Regions from separate parts of the Homo sapiens genome. Here region 1 is linked to region 2. A link is an interaction called in ENCODE POLR2A ChIA-PET data of the cell type or tissue named here. Cell type or tissue: B cell. All regions are shown on one strand.

Region 1 (2,500 bases), 730 kb after region 2:
GTGAGTCGAGATCGAGCCACTGCACTCCAGCCTGAGTGACAGAGCGAGACTCTATCTCCAAAGAAAGCACATGACCAAGGGCTGAAGACTGGGTTTCCTCTGGGCTTGGCAGGAGTTCTGGGGGAATCAGGCCTAAAGGCTGAGGTGCCCAGGAAGGGCTACAAAAGGAGCTTTGAGCTGAATCCTGAAGAGCAGGGGGGTTTGGAAAGGCAGAGAGAGAGGGGAGGGGTCCTGACAGCCTCAGGAATGCCTGGGCACCAAGGGGGACAGGAGATGGGAAAGTATACAGGGGCGAGAGAGGAGCAGAGAAGACACTAGACACGGAAATATAACAGGCACATGTACACCAAGTACATACGCTGTCCCCATTACACCGATTCATCTTCATTCCAACCCGGAAAAGTGGGTATTAGGATTGTATGATATCCACTCTGAAGCAAGGAAACGGAGCTAAGGAGAGGCTGACCGAGCGGCTGCAGTCGTGTGGCTGGTGAGTTGGGTGCATGTGGAGCAGTGAGGCTCCAGTTAGGAGGTGCAGTGAGACAAGGGCCCAGAGCTCGCAGCACTGGGAACCAAACAAAGGGATGACAGGTGTGTTCTTGAAGACCTAGGTGTTTTTTTTTTTTTTTTTTTGAGACAGAGTTTCGCTCTGTCACCCAGGCTGGAGAGCAGTGGCACAATCTTGGCTCACTGCAAGCTCTGCCTCCTGGGTCCACGCCATTCTCCTGCCTCAGCCTCCCGAGTAGCTGGGACTACAGGCGCCCGCGACCACGCCCAGCTAATTTTTTGTGTTTTCAGTAGAGATGGGTTTTAACCGTGTTAGCCAGAATGGTCTTGATCTCCTGACCTCCTGATCTGCGCGCCTTGGCCTCCCAAAGTGCTAGGATTACAGGCGTGAGCCACCACGCCTGGCGAAGACCTAAGTGTTTCTTAGCTAATGGCTGGATATGTGGAGAGGGGCCAGGAAAGACTAAAGAGAGCTCCGAGATGCCACACCGGAGGGACTCCCGGGCAATGTGAGACATTGGGATTGGGAAGTTGGGAGGGTTTCAGCCTCTGGCTCTTTCTGCCTCTAAATCATCTTCAGGGCCTTAGCCAAGTTTGCATTAAAAAAAAAAAAAAAAGAGGAAGGAAGAAAAGGAGAAAGGAAGAGGAGGGGGAGGAGGAGGAGAAAAACAGAAGAGACTAACAGCGTATCACACACAGTAAGGGGAAGTACCATTTCCGATAGTTTCCTTTAAGTTAAATATGTATTGTATAAATGGCTCGGTTACAACATAAAAAGATTTCTTAATGTTTCTCAAAAAAAGTTTGAGAAACTCAAAAAGTTTGAGGAAGCTGCCGAGAGAAGAGTTTCTCTGGTCTGTTTTTAGCCACGCTTCCTCAGCAAGTGATCACCGAAGGAATAAGTGAACACGGTGAATGAATGGACAAGCGCGTTGGGCCCACCTTTGGCACCTTCCTCTTCCTCCATCTTGTTGCCGTCTGCCTCCTCCCTTATGATCAGCCGGCCATCGGCGCTCACCTTGAAGCCGTGGTCCTTCTTCCTGCCCCGGCCTGGCCCTGGCTGCGTGGCTGGGGTGTAGAGTTTGGCATGAGGAGGTGGAAGGCCAGTCCCATGCTACTCACCCTCATCATGACCAACAAGCCCGGCTCAGGGATCCCAAACGGGCGCCTCTCAGCCCTGTCCATGGGCCTGCCATGGATGCCACCCCCTACCCACCACCTGAGAACCTGGCACCATGGCAAGTCTGTTTTCTGAGTGCACTGGCCAGCCCTGTGCTTACCCAGGACTCGTTGGGCCACCTTGGGATCCAGGAAGTTGAGGGGCTCGTCCCCACCGCCCTCTTTCAGCCATGCCCGGCTCCTCTGTCGTGCCAGCTTCCGCTGCTCCTTGCCTCGGCTTCTTTCCTCCTCCTCATTGTCCTCCTCGTCCTCTGAGTCAGCTAAAATCTCCTCAATGCTAAGGACAAAAAGCCCCCAGTCAGAGTGCTCCCAGGAGAGGCGGGGGTCAGCGGGTATTGCCTGGGCAGGCCCTTGGGTTGGGGGGACACCGGGTCCCATGGCCCTAACATGGTCTCACCTGTCACCTTTGCCCTGGGCGGGCTCCTCCTCCTCCTCCTCCTCTTCTTCCTCCTCCACGGCAGCCTGGCTCAGGGCTCGGTGCCTCTTGGCCCGGGCCTCAGCTTTCCGGATGTTGACCAGGACTCTGTGGTACTCCTCGGGCAACAGCCTTTTCACCAGCTCAAATCTGGAGGTGGCAAGGAAGGGCTGGTGAGAGGCACTGGCCAGACAGCACGACCCAGATGTAGTGTCCCTGGTAGGACTGGAAATCCTCGGCCCCTCGCTTGCCCTACCCCCGCCCCTGCTCAGTGCACAGACCCAAACTTGCGGATGAACTTGGTGAACAGGTTCCGAAGCTTCATGCGGAAGTGCCGCCGCATGTCATCTGAAAGCTTCCCAATGGCTTCCATCTGCCGGACAGAGCACCAGGCTTTCA
Region 2 (2,500 bases):
ACACTTCCCTGACACCTATCACACTCTTTATTGGTGGCCCAAAAGTGAACACCAAGGGGCAATTCCAACAGCTCTTTCACCCCTGCTGGCACCACTCCGTGCCACCAGGACCATAGCGAGAGGCCAACCTTCAGGACAGAGCCTAAAGCCAGACGATCCGAGGCACGGCTGGAAGAACATGATGGGGGCAAAGGTGCAGGGAGGAGAGAGGGGGTGGTCTCCAGACACAGGGGAAGACCCGAAGTCAGGAGTAAAGGTACGGACAAGGGCTAGAGTCAATTGAACAGACTGCATGCAGGGAACAAACTTAAGTCAGAGAAAGGCAGCAGCTGAAACCAGGCAATTAATAGAGACCCAGGTGATGGCCACTGAGCAACCAGTGCAGGTCGGCATCACGATCAGAAGCATGGACTTTGATATCTTGGAGACCTGGGTCCGAGCCCTGGCTCTGACTCTTACTAGCTCTGTGTCCTTGGGCAAGTCACTTGACATCACTAAGTTTCTATATCTCCATCTGTAAAGTGAGGATAAGTAACAGTACCTACCTCATATGATGATCATTGGGGCCACAGGAGACAATGCTTACAAAATGCTTACTAACAGTGCCAGGCACTACATTTTCATGGGTATCATTATTATTATATTGAGGCAACTTAGTTGGTATATTAGTTTTCTGTGGCTGCTATGACAAATTACCATTTAAAACAACTTAAATTTGTTATCTTAGAGTTCTGTGGCTCAGAAGTCTGAAATAGGTCTCACTGGGTCAAAGTCAAGGTTTTGTCAGGGCTGCATTCCTTTCTGGAAGCTATAGAGGAGGATCTGTCTCCTTGTCCTTTCCAGACTCTAGAGGCCACCTGCACTCCTTAGCACTAGGCCGTCTTCTGCCATCTTCAAGCCTAGCAATATTGGGCAGAAAGCTTAGCTGAACTGAGTCCTCCCACTGATGCCGTCTCTCTGGTCTGTTTTCTGACGCCCTCTTCCACTTTTAAGGACCTTTTTGATTATATTGGGCTCACCAAGGTGATCCAGGATTTTCTCCATATCTTGAAGTCAGCTGATTAGCAACCTTGATTCCATCTGTAATCTTAATTCTCCTTTGCCATGTAACCTAGCATACATACAGATTCAGGGGCATTATTCTGCCTCCCAAGAGGGACCCAAGCATCAGGCACAGTCAGCTTGCCATGAATTTCCTTCCCATACTGGGCCAGTGAAGGAAAGAGAGGACAGAAATTAGGGCACACTCAAGTGAGTCCATCATGTTTACACACAAACTGGGTAGCCTTGTTCTGATATAGACATTATTGAGTCTCTAGATGTGCACTGCCTTAAAAGAAGTTACCCAAAAATGATTTTTCCATTTATATTATAAAGAAAATGATTTTTAAAAATCTTTAGTTGAACATAAATATCTTTGTAGACCAGGAACAGCAGATGCCATACATGGGCCTCCGTGCCCCTATTCCATTTTCGTGGCAAACATCACTACCAATCATAGCATTCTTTCTGTCCTTTTCAACACAGCACCCAGGCACTCAATACTGGCCAACTGGGGCCAGTATTTATTACAGGTGCGCTGACTCATGTCTGTAATCCCAGCACTTTGGGAGGCCAAGACAGGAGGATCACCTGACGTCAGGAGTTCAAGACTAGCCTGGCCAACATGGCAAAACCCCATTTCTACTAAAAATACAAAAATTAGCTGGGTGTGGTGGTGGGCGCCTGTGGTCCCAGCCACTTGGGAGGCTGAGGCAGGAGAATTGCTTGAACCCAGGAGACAGAGGTTGCAGTGAGCTGAGATTGCACGACGGCACTCCAGCCTGGGCAACAGAGCGAGACTCCATCTCAAAAAAAGAAAAAGAAAACTAGGCCGGGCACGGTGGCTCACGCCTGTAATCCCAGCACTTTGGGAGGCCGAGGGGGGTGGATCATGAGGTCAGGAGTTTGAGACCAGCCTGGCCAACATGGTAAAACCCCGTCTCTACTAAAAACAAACAACAACAACAACAAAATTAGCCAGGCGTGGTGGCGTGCACCAGTAATCTCAGCTAAAGAGAGGATAGGCAGGAAAACTGCTTGAACCCGGGAGGCAGAGGTTGCAGTGAGCCAAGATTGTGCCACTGCACTCTAGTCTGGGTGACAGAGCAAGACTCCGTCTCAGAAAAAATAAATAAATAAATAAAATAATACAAAAATTAAAAAAAATTATAAAAGAAAAAAATACTGGCCAACTGGCCTTGGCATGTGAAATTATTTTTAAAATGCTCTTTTCCATACCTAATTAGGCACTAAGTCCTGGTAGTAGCACATATTATCTTTGTAATAACACTTTTTTAAAAGGTACCTGGTTACCTGGAGTTAATGAGTGATAAAACCCTCTCAGGCTCTAAATATGACAACCCCACATGTACACATAACCCGGGCATACAGTGAACTACACAGAAAACTCTGTTAAGTGAAGGGAGTCTGTTTCTAGACAAAGAGCATTTTGGGAGGG

Evidence for each region. ChIA-PET counts read pairs that join two places held together with the same protein. Peaks named below come from ENCODE experiments on the same cell type or tissue, not always from the same donor. Only the 100,000 strongest peaks of a DNase experiment are listed, where the experiment ranks them.
Region 1: POLR2A ChIA-PET joins it to region 2 with 9 read pairs; 2 of 35 experiments call an interaction of 5 or more read pairs at or near these places.

Annotation. Positions count from the first base shown.
Region 1 is chr10:97,364,659-97,367,158 of GRCh38, forward strand. RRP12 (ribosomal RNA processing 12 homolog) reads right to left here. Exons shown (of 34, transcript NM_015179.4): 26 at 2,383-2,474; 27 at 2,084-2,251; 28 at 1,788-1,963; 29 at 1,450-1,575. Among named protein-coding and RNA genes, the nearest start is that of FRAT2, 31 kb to the left of the region's middle. In B cell, no CTCF peak of the experiment used is centred here; DNase peaks (open chromatin) are centred at 443, 1,193 and 2,196; H3K4me3 peaks cover 1,529 bases; H3K27ac peaks cover 1,949 bases.
Region 2 is chr10:96,634,055-96,636,554 of GRCh38, forward strand. The region is part of intron 8 of PIK3AP1 (phosphoinositide-3-kinase adaptor protein 1); the gene reads right to left. Among named protein-coding and RNA genes, the nearest start is that of TM9SF3, 48 kb to the left of the region's middle. In B cell, no CTCF peak of the experiment used is centred here; no DNase peak of the experiment used is centred here; H3K27ac peaks cover 162 bases.